Regions from separate parts of the Homo sapiens genome. Here region 2 is linked to region 1. Evidence: chromatin contacts called from ENCODE Hi-C or POLR2A ChIA-PET data. All regions are on one chromosome and are shown on one strand. Each heading gives the region's core, a stretch centred on a gene start or an enhancer-like site at or near the end of the contact. The rest is flanking DNA. Distances are from core to core; before and after follow the strand shown.

What was found. A loop is a pair of places that touch in the nucleus more often than their neighbours do. ChIA-PET counts read pairs that join two places held with the same protein, here RNA polymerase II (POLR2A). Pooled maps may share reads with other maps.
Region 2: a loop to region 1 is called in a pooled map, with 2.4 times the contacts of the local background. The contact joins the enhancer-like site here to the promoter of PDF in region 1. A Hi-C loop is called at or near these places in 1 of 168 maps with a recorded cell type or tissue (natural killer cell), 1 of 37 single-sample maps with no recorded cell type and 5 of 50 pooled maps. POLR2A ChIA-PET finds 5 or more read pairs at or near these places in 4 of 52 experiments (activated B cell, activated CD4-positive, alpha-beta T cell, activated CD8-positive, alpha-beta memory T cell and 1 more).

The regions. Positions count from the first base shown.
Region 1 is chr16:69,326,253-69,333,861 of GRCh38, reverse strand. PDF (peptide deformylase, mitochondrial) reads left to right here and starts at 3,274. Exons shown (of 2, transcript NM_022341.2): 1 at 3,274-3,865; 2 at 4,683-6,949. The coding sequence starts at 3,292. The coding sequence ends at 4,840. It overlaps COG8 (component of oligomeric golgi complex 8), which reads left to right. Exons shown (of 6, transcript NM_032382.5): 4 at 980-1,148; 5 at 2,767-3,049; 6 at 4,683-7,434. The coding sequence ends at 3,023. VPS4A (vacuolar protein sorting 4 homolog A) reads right to left here. Exons shown (of 11, transcript NM_013245.3): 11 at 6,923-7,609. RefSeq lists enhancers at 1,965-2,612, 3,261-3,908 and silencers at 2,837-3,226, 3,257-3,636.
Region 2 is chr16:69,460,753-69,468,361 of GRCh38, reverse strand. CYB5B (cytochrome b5 type B) reads right to left here. Exons shown (of 5, transcript NM_030579.3): 5 at 2,098-5,932. The coding sequence ends at 5,842. Among named protein-coding and RNA genes, the nearest start is that of CYB5B, 40 kb to the right of the region's middle. RefSeq lists an enhancer at 811-860. Within about 2 kb of position 3,226, at least 5 of the 41 ENCODE cell types and tissues checked have a DNase peak (open chromatin) inside an H3K27ac peak, as active enhancers do; they include natural killer cell, where a contact is called at or near this core.

The DNA.
Region 1 (7,609 bases), core at 2,025-4,524:
TCTTTTATTTTTATTGTTAAAAGTGTTTTATTTTACAGAGAGATAGTGTCTCCCTATGTTGCCTAGGCTGGTCTCAAACTCCTGGACTCAAGTGATCCTCCTGCTACAGACCCTCAAAGTGTGGGATTACAGGTGTGAGTCACTTGAACTTGGGAAGTCCAGCATCAGAGTCTGTGTTCTTACCCTGTCGCTATGCCACATATCTGTAGTGTCAGCTAGGCTGCTCTGTTGGTTTTGAAACTTCTCTTTCCTAGCTGTTTTCTTACAGTTTTCCAGTGGTTCTAGCTTTCTGAAACCTCGGGGCTTAGTAGAAAGCTTGTATAGTTTTGCTTCATTTTCCTGGATCCAGCACAGTTCTGGTTGGTCCTCCGTGGAAGTTAAGAACCATGTATTGGGCCGGGCGCAGTGGCTCACGCCTGTAATGCCAACACTTTGGGAGGCTGAGGTAGGAGGATCTCTTGAAGCCAGGGGCTCCAGACCAGCCTGGGCAACAAAGCAAGACCCTGTCTCTACAAAAAATTTTAAAACTTAGCCAGACGTGATGGTGCACGCCTGTAGTCCCAGCTACTTGGGAGGCTAAGGTGGGAGTATCCCTTGAGCCCAGGAGTTTGAAGCTACAGTGAGCTGATTGTGCCGCTACACTCCAGCTTAGGTGACAGAGCAAAATCCTGTCTCTAAAAAAAAAAAAAAAAAAACCAAAACCATGTATTCTCTCTATAGTTTTATGACACTCCTCCACTGGAACCGGAAACTATACCCGTAATGTAACAAGTTGGGTCTGAACTTCACATTAATAAAGTGACACAATTGTGGACAATGACCATAATTCTGAGTTTAAATGAGACAGTAAAATAATGTACTGTTAAATTACTTTGTTCAGGAAAACTGGAGGGGCATACATTTTTTTGCCTAGTTTCATGCACTGCTGTCCCAGTGGTGATAGGCTGTCCCAGTAATTGACGGTGCCCTTGTCTCTTAGGTAACTAAAATAATCCTGGCCTTCCATCGCGCTGAAGAGGCTGCCTTCAGCAGCGGGGAGCAAGAGCTCTTTGTCCAGTTCTGCACTGTCTTCCTGGAAGACCTTGTTCCGTATTTAAATCGCTGTCTCCAAGTCCTTTTTCCACCAGCTCAGATAGCACAGACTTTAGGTAAGAGAATGAAAATTCTGTAAACTGCCTTACTGATGTGTAATTCACATACTAAATAATTCATCCATTTGTGTAAGTCAGTGTTTTTTAGTAAATATGAATCCAATTTTAGAATATTTCCATCACTCCAAAAAGATCCTTCATGCACGTTTGTAGTCATTCCTCGACAGCATCCTTAGTCCCTGGCAACCTACTTTCTGTTGCCATAGATTTGCCTCTTCTGGACATTTCATAAAAATGGAATCATACATTATGTGGCTGTATCTGGCTAAGCGGAAGAAGCCAGTCACAAAAGAACTACATACGTATGATTCCATTTATGTGAAATATCTAGAGAAATGGTTTTTACAGTCTTTTTTTTTTTTGAGGCGGAGTCTCGCTGTGTTGCCAGGCTGGAGTGCAGTGGCACAGTCTTGGCTCACTGCAACCTCCACCTCCCGGGTTCAAGCAATTCTCCTGCCTCAGCCTCCCGAGTAGCTGGGACTACAGACTCGCACCACCACGCCCAGCTAATTTTTGTGTTTTAGTAGAGACGGGGTTTCACCATGTTGGCCAGGATGGTCTCTATCTCTTGACCTGTGATCCGCCCACCTCGGCCTCCCAAAGTGCTCGGATTACAGGCGTGAGCCACCACGCCCGTCCTAAAGTCTTTTTTCCAATTCACTTTCACGTCCTTGTCCCTTTGTGGTAGGAGAGGGGCTTGGTTGAGGCACAGCTTCCCAAAGGGCAATGGGTCAGTGCATCACACGTGCAAAGCCTGGCTGCCCTCTGCTTTTTCCCTGGTGCTGCCTGAGGTCTGGGTTCCTGCTGCAGGCACCCTACACTGCTGTTCCGTTACGTTCTGCTTCACAGTATAGCTTCCCATTCCCTGTAACAAAGGTGGTTTTTGCTGTATTAAAACATAGTAATTGATGGCTGGGCGCAGTGGCTCATGCCTGTAATCCCAGCACTTTGGGAGGCCGAGGCGGATGGATCACCTGAGGTTGGGAGTTTGAGACCAGCCTGGCCAACATAGTAACTCCGTCTCTACTAAAAATACAAAAATTAGCCTGGCATGGTGGCGGGCGCCTGTAATCCCAGCTACCACGGAGGCTGAGGCATGAGAACTGTTTGAACCTGGGAGGCAGAGGTTGCAGTGAGCAGCAATCACGCCACTGCACTCCAGCCTGGGCGACAGAGCGAGACTGTCTCAAAAAAAAAAATAGTAATGGCTCGTTTTTTTTCCCTTAAATTTCCTTTTTTTTTTTTTTTTTTTTTTTTGAGACGGAGTTTTGCTCTTGTGGCCCAGGCTGGAGTGCAATGGCGCGATCTCGGCTAACTGCAATCTCCACCTCCTAGGTTCAAGCGATTCTCCTGCCTTAGCCTTCCCAAGTAGCTGGGATTACAGGCCTGCGCCACCAAGCCCGGCTAATGTTGTATTTTTAAGAGAGATGGGATTTCTCCGTGTGGGTCAGGCTGGTCTCGAATTCCTGACCTCAGGTGATCCGCCCCCCCCTCCCCGGCCTCCCAAAGTGCTGGGATTACAGGCGTGAGCCACCGCGCCCGGCCTCCCTTAAATTTCTATATTGAGTTTTATTAGTAACTGTTTTCCATTTTGCTTTCCCCACGTCTGGGTTAGGCATTCCTCCCACTCAGCTCTCCAAGTACGGTAACCTAGGGCATGTGAACATCGGCGCCATTCAGGAGCCCCTCGCCTTTATCCTGCCAAAGAGAGAGACGCTTTTCACCCTGGATGACCAGGCGCTGGGGCCCGAGCTCACAGCTCCAGCACCAGAGCCTCCCGCCGAGGAGCCACGCCTGGAGCCCGCGGGCCCAGCCTGCCCGGAGGGAGGGCGAGCGGAGACGCAGGCCGAACCGCCCAGCGTGGGGCCCTAGCCGGCGTCCCCTGCCTCCAGAACGCGGTGCGTGAGGTTCCCGGCGCGGGGTGGCCAGGACTGCCTCGCCCTGGAAGGTCCGGGGCGGGTTCGGGAGGCGGGAAGGCGCTCCCGGGAGGAGAGCGGAAGGGGGCGGTGCTCACTGCCAGTCTAAGCAGGAAGGCGGGGATCCAGTCGCGGCTTCGCTGTGTGCTGGCCGACGGCGCTTCCCGGCGTGCCCCGCGCTGCGGCCGGAAGGGGCGGGCCGGGTCACTGTTAAGGGGGCCGCCATGGCCCGGCTGTGGGGCGCGCTGAGTCTTTGGCCACTGTGGGCGGCCGTGCCGTGGGGCGGGGCGGCAGCCGTCGGTGTCCGGGCTTGCAGCTCCACGGCCGCCCCGGACGGCGTCGAGGGCCCGGCGCTGCGGCGCTCCTATTGGCGCCACCTGAGGCGTCTGGTGCTGGGTCCTCCCGAACCGCCGTTCTCGCACGTGTGCCAAGTCGGGGACCCGGTGCTGCGCGGCGTGGCGGCCCCGGTGGAGCGGGCGCAGCTAGGCGGGCCCGAGCTGCAGCGGCTGACGCAACGGCTGGTCCAGGTGATGCGGCGGCGGCGCTGCGTGGGCCTAAGCGCGCCGCAGCTGGGGGTGCCGCGGCAGGTGCTGGCGCTGGAGCTCCCCGAGGCGCTGTGTCGGGAGTGCCCGCCCCGCCAGCGCGCGCTCCGCCAAATGGAGCCCTTCCCCCTGCGCGTGTTCGTGAACCCCAGCCTGCGAGTGCTTGACAGCCGCCTGGTCACCTTTCCCGAGGGCTGCGAGAGCGTCGCCGGCTTCCTGGCCTGCGTGCCCCGCTTCCAGGCGGTGCAGATCTCAGGTGCGGGCGGCGGGGACCGGGGCTGCTGGAGCAGCGCGCGCGTCTCTTCTGCCCGACTCCGCGAGAGCGCAGAAGTGGTCGCGGTTCATACGCCGGACCTCCCGCAGGAGCGAAGTGGGATGCGGGAGCGGAGAGGCCTCAGGACGGATAGAAGCTCCTGTGGGGTAGAGCCCGCTCAGATAGGACGCAGGGGCGAGGAGAGGTCCCCTAGTTCCGCTGTTACCTGACAGCCTGGCGTCTGCTTTCTGCTCCCTTGCTCTCTGAGGCAAACACGCTCTTCGGCCCCAGTTAGATCCGCCACGGTGGAGTTGGAGAAGTGGGGGTTAGCCCCCGCCAGCCTGACCCAGCCCAGGGGGCTAGGCCATTCCCCCGTGGTACCACAGGATGCCTCGCGGAATGCGGGCTCTGCTGGGGTCGGGGTGATTGTTCCTGCACAGCAAGCCCGTCGGTTCAAGATGGTCAGAAAAACAAGTGGGGTCTCAAGCTGCAGAACCTCTGTTAGGAGTTGGGAGCCCACAGGTACCTCAGAAGTGGGAGGAGTGTTCGGAAGGGTCGCACCGTAGAAAGATGATTTCTCATCTCAGCTCTACAGTGAGCTCGATAACCTAATTACCAGAGTTGGGAACCAGGTTGAACGCTTGGTAATGGACCGAGATGAGGGACGTTTTCCAGTTAGAAGAGGAGCTGCTGTCTACATTTGCCATCTGCTGTTGCCTCTTGTCAATGGGAACAGCCAGGACCGGGGGCAGGGGTAGGGAGGTTGAGGATGATGCAGTTCAGCTGTTCCCACTCACCAGGGCTGTAACTTCCTTTGCAGGGCTGGACCCCAATGGAGAACAGGTGGTGTGGCAGGCGAGCGGGTGGGCAGCCCGCATCATCCAGCACGAGATGGACCACCTGCAGGGCTGCCTGTTTATTGACAAAATGGACAGCAGGACGTTCACAAACGTCTATTGGATGAAGGTGAATGACTAAAGCTTTGCTACTGGGGCTGAGGATTCCGGATACCAAGACGCAAACACTTTCACTTTGAGCTGGGCAAATCTTACTTGGCATCAACTTGGATGGCTCGCATATGACAGGAAACTGGATTGCCAAGGCATGGCAGACTGAGCTGGAGGAAGATGTCAGAAATGTTTGCCCTGAAATCAGTTACGGACAAAATGTTGGCTACAACTTGAGGAGAAAAATCACCCCCAAAGGAGTGGACATTTCCTAACAATTCTGTATGGAGGAAGGTGGGGTAATTGCATTCGTCTGCAGTAGACACGAGTTCCTCGGACCTGTATAATCTCCCAAAGCCAAGGTTTGGTAATAATGTAGTCCCCAAATACCTGAAAGCTGTCTTTAAAAATGCAGGTAAGCATGTGACTGGCCATTTGTGCCGAGTTCTTATTTTTACGGAGGGCTTGTGGCCTTAGACGCCAGTTTGCTTATGGAAATGAAAGAGAATAGTCCCTGTTCAAGGATGTGTTTCATGACAGCACGAGTGTAAATGAGTGCCCACACATTTTAACAGCCTTGGGCAGGATTTTGCTGCTGAGATCCCTAGAGCAGCTGGTTCTTGGCTCATTCTTGGGGTAGAGGCCGTGGATCAGGGCTGGGGGCAGGGGTGACAATTGAGAAGTGCACTGAGCCCTTTCCTGTTAACAATTGGGCATAGAAAGCAGGATTAGTACTTCCTGGTTATACACTTATTTTGTAAAAATAGAATTAATATCACAGCAACCAATGTGTAGGTTTAAGAAAGTGGCCAGGTGCAGTGGTTCACGCCTGTAATCCCAGCACTTTGGGAGGGCGGGGCGGGTGGATCACGAGGTCAGGAGCTCAAGACCAGCCTGGCCAAGATGGTGAAACCCTGTCTCTACTAAAGATACAAAAATTAGCCGGGCGTGGTGGCGAGCACCTGTAATCCCAGCTACTCGTGAAGCCAAGGCAGAGAATTACTTGAACCCAGGAGGCGGAGGTTACAGTGAGCTGAGATCACGCCACTGCACTCCATCCAGCCTGGGCGACAGAGCGAGACTCAAAAGTATGATTCTGGCTGTAGAGTTTTCTTTTTTTCTCTGTCTCAAAAAAAAAAAGTGTCAGCTTTGTCTTGTCAAGAGGTGAAGGAACTTGTTTTATTCTTTTATTTTTTTTTTAAGATAGAGACGGGGGTCTTACTATGTTGCCCAGGCTGGCCTCAAATTCCTGGTCTCAGGCAATCCTCCTGCCTCGGCCTCCCAAAGTGCTGGGATCAGTTGTGAGCCACACTACCCAGCCAAACTCCAGTTTTAGTTAAACTGTTTCACCTCATTTTTATGCTGAGTTTTGTAAAGTAGGTATTCTTGCTGAACAGAGTCCTGAAAATCAAACTATACAAGTAGTAGGAAGTCCATTAAGCTGTTTAGAGGAAAAAGTGTTATAAATGGCAGTTAAATGAACCCAGGAAAGACCCATCCTCCTTTGTGGCTTTCTCTGAGGCCCCATGAGGCCAAGCAGAAGCAAACTGGCTCTAGGTGCAGCCAGACTTTGAAAAGGAATCCCGGCCAGGCTTGGTGGCTCATGCCTGTAATCCCAGCACTTTGGGAGGTCAAGGCAGGCAGATCACCTGAGGTCAGGAGTTCAAGACCAGCCTGGCCAACATGGCGAAACACTGTTTCTACTAAAAATATGAAAATTAGCTGGGTGTGCTGGTAGGCGCCTGTAATCACAGCTACTTGGGAGGCTGAGGCGGGAGAATCGCTCAAACCTGGGAGGCAGAGGTTGCAGTGGGCTGAGATCTCGCCACTGTACTCCAGCCTGGGCGACAGACCAAGGCTCTGTCTCAAAAAAAAAAAAAAAAAAAAAAAAAGGGAATCCCAACCAGATACTGGTGCAAGGTCAGAGATGCAGCCAATGGGGAGATTTGTAGAAAGCTCATAGATGCTAAAAACATGGGTCTTTAGGAAAATTAGAATTCAGCTGAGCCTCCTTTCATTTGGACAATGTTCAGAAGCTCTTACAGGGGGCTATGGCAATCTTTTGATGCTTCTTATAGCTTTCTGAGGTTAACGCTTTTGTGGTGGGCATCGGTAGCAATAAAATGCAAACTTTATTGCATTTCCAGTAAAATCTCTCCCACTTTGAGCAGGAAGCACTCACAAAAAACGCATATACATGTCAACGTTGTGAGCTCATCAGAGTTTTAGAAATCAACTTCCACAGTGAAAGCCAATGTAGGCAGAAGGTTTATAACAGAATCCCCAGGCAGAGAAGTGAATTTCAGAGCATTTCAGGGAGGAAACTCCTCTGCACATGTCAGCATGTTTAACATCGATGATGGCAGGTTGTGTGCTGGCAGCCAGAGTCTGAGGCCACTGTCCAAAGTTCAGCGTCAGTGGTTCCTGTTGCTGGTCATGGAGAGAGACAACTGGAAAGTCAGGTGTCTTCACGCTCTAACTAGAGCACAGGGATGGACCATAGCCATGCTAACCTTTGTTAACCCCTAGGACTTGTCAAGGTGTTTAAGCAGTAGGAATGAGGAAACAACGTTCTGATTCAAGTAAATGTAACTAGAAGTAAAAATTTAAAAACTTGTAAGCTCACTAAAGTGAAGCTCTGCAGACACGGTTCATATCCTGGTGGCTGAGGGCACATAACCAAGAACTTACACAAGCACCCCCAAGCCACAAAGATCCCAGCTGCTATGGTTGAGGGGTAACCTGCCAGCACTGGAGCCAAGTGTTGGAGCTACTGATCCAAAGTTAGCTCACTTCTGCA
Region 2 (7,609 bases), core at 1,977-4,476, 130 kb before region 1:
GTCAGAAGATTCTTATTATGAACATCATTGTATTGTTTGGGAAGACAATCCCACCTCAATTTCTGAAAAATGGGAAAAAAAGAAAAAAGGAAATTGGGGCCAGGCACAGTGGCTCATGCCTGTAAACACACACTTCAGGAGGCTGAGGCAGGAGGATTGGCTTGAGGCCAGGAGTTTGAGACCAGACTGGGCAACATAGACTCTACAAAAAAAAAAAAAAAATTTGACGTTGCTGGGCATGGTGGCACACAGCTGTAGTCCGAGCTACTTGGGAGGCTGAGACTTGAGCAGAGGAGTTTGTGGCTACAGTGAGCTATGACCATGCCACTGCTCTCCAACCTGGACAATAGAGCAAAACCCTCTTTACAAAAGCCAAAAACTATATATTTACATACACAGTTCCAGGTTAAATTTTATCCAGGATCCTAGACTGATGGAGTTATGCAAGGACTTCTCATCTGTGCTGCTTAAGGATTTCATCAGTTGTCCTCAATTCTCAATCCTTTGCCTCTTATGAAAAGTTGTTTCCAGCAACATAGTCCAGATCTAAATTCTCATTAACTGGCTTCAGGAAACTTTTGCATGGGACTCAAGGGTCATTTCAAACTAGTCTCTACTGAGGCAGGTTTAAACCCTGGCTCTCAGGCGGTGGCTCACGCCTGTAATCTCAGCACTTTGGGAGGCCAAGGCGGGTGGATCACTTGAGGCCGGGAGTTCAAGACCAGCCTGGCCAACATGGCATAACCTTGTCTCTACAAAAAAATACAAAAATTAGCCGGTTGAGGTGGCGCATGCCTATAGTCCTAGCTACTTGGGAGGGTGAGTGAGACAACTGCTTGAGCCCAGAAGGTGGAGGTTGCAGTGAACCAAGATCACGCCGCTGTGCTCCAGCCTGGGGGACAGAGTGAGACTCTGTCTCAAAACAAAACAAAACAAAAACTCTGGCTCTCCTCTTACCTCTGTGGTCAAGTCAGGTGGCTGTCTGAGTTGCCATAAAAATGTCCTTACAAGGTAGACAGGGACTACCTTGTAAGGACACTGTAAGAGTAAGGATCAGCAAGGTTTGTAAACCACATTGCATGGCACATAGTAGGCATCAGAGAAATGACAGCATTGCAAGTGCATCCTCATGTTTCACCTGAAAAGCCACTCTAGTCTCTCACTGCTTCATCAAATAATTTTGTTTTTAAAATGCTGGTATATATGTGATTAAGCTGACTGGGCTTTGAAAATACATAGTAATCTAGTTCACTAATTAACGTTAGATTTATGCTATCAATTATCAGCAGTTTAACAGATTGTGTGGGTATTTCTTCCCTTAAATTTACATAATTGGACAGTCTTCTACCTCAGGCTTTCACGAATCAACCAGGATTTGTCAAGCACCTACCCACTATTCAGCATCAGGGACAGTGCTGTGATAATAAATTCTTACTAGTATCAAAGATTAAACATTAAATTCAAACTTTGGTAACAAGAATGGGGTTATCCTTTCCTGTTAGTAATCCTCAGTTCCTGTGACAGTGAAATAGCCGAGCCCTAATGAACAATCTCTCAACAGAAATCTGATATGTTAGTAATGTTAGATGGCTATCAGTATGTTTCAAAGGTAATTATAAAAACGGTTTATTTCCCTTGTTTTATTAACACAGTCACTAAACTTCAATCTCAGTGTTTAATTTTCCCCAACAGTTTAGCTATTTCCAAGAAAAACAATCATTTGAAGACTGGCATTGCAGATAACAAAACAGTATTACCTGGTACTGGCTTCTCTGTCAGTAGGTATTTTCAGTGGAAACAGAACCTCAAACCTGGCTACCCCGTTCCCACTTCACAGCCATTAAAACACAGCCTTGCTTTTTGCATTTCACGATTATCAAATGAACGATTCACTTCACGAAAAGAACAGTGAGGAGAATCCTGGAGAACCACGGAACTCCCCACCACGTTATGCTAAACACACCATTAGCACAGACACGGGAGACTGTCATGCTTCTGAAATCCTTTTCTTCCAGAACACCTGAGGATTACAAAACCAACACTTCTACTTAAAAAACACCTTTTTAAATTAAAAATAATAAGTGTAGTCGGGGCAAGAAAAGGAAAACAGTGTCTTTATTGTGTGTAGTTCTAACAAACGTTCACTGTGTGCGCATTCCAGCAGAAAGAGACAAAGATCTTTGTTCAAAATATTCTGAAAAAGGTAAACTAACTGCATTATTGAATACACAAAAGGAATGTTACCGTTACTTGTTCATAGTCAAAGGTGAAGTTAAAAAAAAAGGGAAGTTAAATAACTGAAGTAATGGTTTGCCCAAATAGCAAACGTAGGATACAAGCGTGGGCAAAGAGCAGCTACTGAAGCTCATGAGGAGGATGCTGGATATAGGGTAGGTAACTTGACAAATGCCTCTGCTTCTTTGGAACCTTCTTCCTAGATCACCCCCACAAATTCCAAACCTGGCTCTTTCAGAGCACAACAGCCAAATGTAACTAAACTCCTCATTACTTCTGTGATATTTGGCAACAGAATAAGATAGTTTAAAAAAAAATCAATTTCTTGTTGAGACAAGACATGTCTGAATCCATTTCTCTTGGGGTAGGAGGAGGTAATGAACATTAACGTTCTGCATCTCAATCTCCTAAAATGGAATTTAACCAGATAGATATCGCTTGAGATTTTAAAGCAGGAGATACCATAAGTAATGATACTCCAGGCCTGTAAAGCATTTTTCATTGTCCCACATTGCAGCTAAATGAGTATAAACTCGACAGTGTTCTGATTTCACAACATATGCATTTATGACAACTGCTAAAACAACTTTACAGGCTCAAACGATAGGTTCCAAGGGATTTTTGTTTTTGCTTAAGCAGTCTTGAAGAGATCTAAACACAAGATAAACTTTGACCCCACCACTCTGTTATCTTTACAAATGCAGAAGTCATTTGGAAACCAAAACCAATTGCTGAGTAGGGGCTGAGGAATTTTGGTGTCATTTCAAACTAGACTCTACTGAGGCAGGTTTAAACCCTGGCTCTCAGGCCAGGGGCAGTGGTACCAACACCCTCTATTTCGGTAGCATGAAACTTCTCTCACCTCCTCCTTCGTGTCCAGCAGCCATGATGTGTACAGTACAGTTTGCAGCAGCAGCAGCAGCAGCAGCTAGTCTTCCTCAGGAATAAACAACCGAACACCCCAGAGACCAGCTCCAGGTGGCACTGTCAGCCAATGGGGACTGGCTCCACTTGCTCTCCAGAGGGTTTTTCACCAGCTACCCATGTCAAGACTGTTTTGTGAATTCAAGTCTACTTCCTAAAAAAAAGGTCCTTTTGGATGGATTTGGCTAGTGTGCTATACTACTTTATTGTATAGAAAAACCTCTGCAAACTCTCACACAAGATTTAGCTTTCACCTGGCTGTTTTTGTAGGCAACAAAATAACAGTAAATGGACCCCAAAGTGATTTTCCAGATACAAAGTGACATCACATCGGCAGTAGTTCAGAAGAAGCCCTGGGTACTGGGGGATTTCATGGGTGGAAGAGACAAAGTCTAATTATCTTTTCCTCTGGCTCTCAGCAAAAAACAAGTGCAGATGTAAACAGGAAAAGAAAACCAATGTGAAGTAGAAAAACATACCTTTTGCATTGGCATTTACCTTAAAAATAACAAAAACACCAATTTTACTTAAGATGGTAGTTCTTTAACATTTCTTATAAGCCAGATGTTTTTCATTCAATTTCGGACATTGCCAACACACTTTTACAACTGATTCAAGTTATCTTCAGGCTTGGCTTTAGTTTGAATGTTCCCTTTCAAGCTCCTCAATACTCCTCTGTTCTTTACTTTTACCCCAATGTACTCCAATAATCACGCAATTTATTTATTACAGGCAATCATATACCAATCCTTCCTTGCCTTTAAATAGAGAAGCATCAAGTCATACCACTTTTGTTAAATAATAACCAAAGTTTTTTTCAATATTGTCTTAAAAGTAGCATCTTATAATGCATACAAACATTTTTCTAAAGATAAAAGCTTTACTAAACCCATATCCCTGATAATAAAAGTCAGCCAGAAATCTCCTAAAATTACTCCCAAATATATCCAAGTGTGCAAGTACAAGGTTAATATTATTTTGATGAATTCTGTATTCATTCAACTGCTAAATCACAGGATACAAGACCTGGGTTGAACTTTTTCTTAAATAGTTTACATGGGCAGTCCCTGGTTTGCTGGGCAGTTTCCTGTCTCATCAAATCCCTGGCAAGCTGGGAGGGAGGGAGGAGATGCTGAGCAGCCTCTATGGTCCTTCTTGAACCAAGCTGCTCCCTGCTGGATATGACAATGGCTCAGAAGCAGACTAGCAATTCTCAAAGGACAGGGAGAAAAATCACCACAGTTGCTGGCAGAAAACAGCCAGTGTACTATTTATTTCCTCAAGTGCTTCCATGGGGGAAAAAATAAAAGTCTAATATGCCAGAGAAATCATCATTGAACCAATAAGACACAGTAACATAATTCTAGTAACCTACTTCTCAATGAACACACATCTGAGAAAAAAACCGCCAGTATTTTATTCTCATGGAAAAACAGAACAAACCCACAAGTTGGAGTCACGGAGATAAAATACAGATGAAATGGAAAACGGTCTGTTGTCATGAACTCTCACTTTCAAATACCATTTTATATGGAAGTTACTTTACTGCGGGGCAAACAGAAGGCCATGCTGGAGTCTCTTACTTTTGGAAAATGGAGAATCAAAAATTTGCTAATCAACAAACAAAAAAGGAGGGAAACTCCTTGGTAAAGCTCTACAAACATAATTATACATTTATATTTTACCAATAAAAGATAGCTAGGGTAGAAAAAACAGATGGTTAGAAACTGGTGCCAAACCAAAGTGAAAGCTTTGGTGCCTTCTCTAAACTCCTATCCTGTTTCTTTAGAAAACACCAGTTTTCTAAAGAAAGATTACTCTGAATTCACCAGGGTTCTATCACCCCAATTCATCCCTACCTTTCCACCCCCAAGACACGAAAGGGCCATGTAGTTTTTTGTCCGGCACCACTTGGGAAGGGGCTGGGCTCAGGGGCTGGGAAGAGCTACCTGCTGCCCTAGCTTGAAAGGGAGGAGGTGGCCACACCATTCTTTGTATTTTTATCACGCACATAAAAGAACAAAAATCATTTGGCAGTTTTAAGTTTAATAGGTGCAAACCTTTACTTCAGGAATTAAACCCCTTATGATAAATAAAAGAATTAAATCAGATTTTTTTTTAATACAGATAGGGGTCTCGCTATGTTGCCCAGGCTGGTCTTGAACTCTTGGCCTCAAGCGATCTTCCCACCTTGGCCTCCCAAAGTGCCAGGATTACAGGCCTGAGCCACCACACCTAGCCCTAAATCAGAATTTTTTAAAAAAAATTTACTTAAAAGAAAAATGGAAAAATAAAACTTTCAACACTAGACTGCCGCCCTGTTAAGAATGTCTAATATGCAATCAAAGTATTGGAAAGCAGGCATTTTTACCAAAGAGCAATGTCACTATAACTTATGAACAGAAAGTTGTGAAATATAAGGGTACTCATGGAAACCAGTGAAGAGAGGAAACACCGGCAATTGTTCAACACGGAACAGTGAGCAGGTACTTTGGGAGTAAGGCTCTGAGAGATGGAAGACGCTGGTCTCAGATCTGAGGTGATGTCTGGCCAATCGTCTTGGCTCCAAGGGGGAAGAATGCAACTGGCAGGATTCGAGGAGAGGGCACTTCTGCAGCCCCCAAGCAAGTCTCTAGTTTTCGCCCCAAAGTGGATGCACTTTCTAACTTCAGCAAGGCCTCCTCAGGAGGATTTGCTTTCCGATGTGTAGTAGCGGTACAGGAAACCTAAGAGAACAGCGCCTATGATGGGTAAAATCCAATATGCCCAGCAACTAGGAATAGGGGGAGAAAGCAATAAAGTTGTTAATATTTTAAGCCAAATGTTCACTATCTTTCAGCTTTCACATGTTTTTATATAGGCAAGGAGTTTTTATTTACTTTGGGAAATTTAACTGCTTTTATCACAAAGTAGTTGGGGAAAAATATTTGAATTGGAGTGACAATATTACAAAGTAATTTTTTAAAAGGTTAAAAACAACCAATAGTATGATATCAAATAAGATGTCTTTAAATGCCTCTATATGTGTTTCTACAAAGTCATATAGTGGTTATTTCTGAGTTAGGGATTATGGATACTCTCACATTTTCTTCATTGTGCTTTTGCTTTTCACGTATTCTACAATTAAACATTTTTAAACAGGAAAAAACACCATTATGTATGTGACATTTCATATATGTATAAAAACATATCCATCCCAATATAAATTTGGAAGTAATCATATCTAATATAACTACCAGAAATATCCTATCTGCTTCATATGTATTTTAAAGATTTAATCCTTATGAAATAGGATAACCTACGAAATAGGGTTATTATTCTCATCTCATACAAGGGAAATATAAGCTTTGCACCCCAAATCCCAAAGCTAGAAAGGCAGCTGGACAGTCTGATTCCAAACCCATCCTCTTAATCCCTAGTTAAGTTTGGACACTAATAAGGATACACATACACACAAAGCATATACAGTTCTAACAGGGTGAAGCAAATGGCAGCTTCAAAAGTACTGCAAGAGACCTTCCTTAGGAGCTTCAGAACAGTCATCATTCTCCTTAACATAATAATTCTTTAATAGAACTTATTAGCACACTAGTTTTAAGGTATAATTCTTCCATGATCCAAATGACCCGGCTGCCCCTCTACTTAAGACATATGAGTCTTGGTATTAAAAGGTTTTGAAGTCAATAAAACGAGCTGAAGTTCATAAGAAAAATGATTCTCTTTGCCTAAACATGCCTAGCACTCTGTATGCTTACGTACAGCAGAAAGCTACTCTGGACTAGTTTAGAATATCAGCCAGGTAGCTTTGTTTACAAAACCAAGCAATATGGCACGTATAACAGCAATATGCACATGGGAACTCTGAAGTAATCTCCTGATAAGAGTAATGAATTCAGACTCCTTGAAGAGTAACCGCAAGAGACTGAAGAATCCAAAAGTAGGATCCTTGAGAAAACATTGAAGGAGAAAATTTCTTTCTTTCTTTCTTTTTTTTTTTTTTGAGACGGAGTCTCATTGTCACCCAGGCCGGAGTGCGGTGGCGCGATCTTGGCTCACTGCAAGCTCCACCTCTGGGGTTCACGCCATTCTTCTGTCTCAGCCCGTCCTCGTGATCCACCCACCTCGGCCTCCCAGTTTGCTGAGACTACAGGCATGAGCCACCACGCCGGCCAGAAAATTTCTTTAGTACAAAAGACTGAGAATGGTTGACACCAATCCTCACATAATCTTTCCTAATACTTAACTGCCACTGAGGAGAGAACCAGAGGAAATACATTTATACTGCATCACAGGAGATTCAGGTTCAACAATAACTTCCTACCATAAGACAGATTTTTCTTCTTGGAGATCCATCTAGACTACTACATGTTTGTGATTCCTTTATTTTTATTGTTTTGTAGTATTCCATTGTATGAATATACCACAATTTATTAGGGTTGTCTCTGATGTT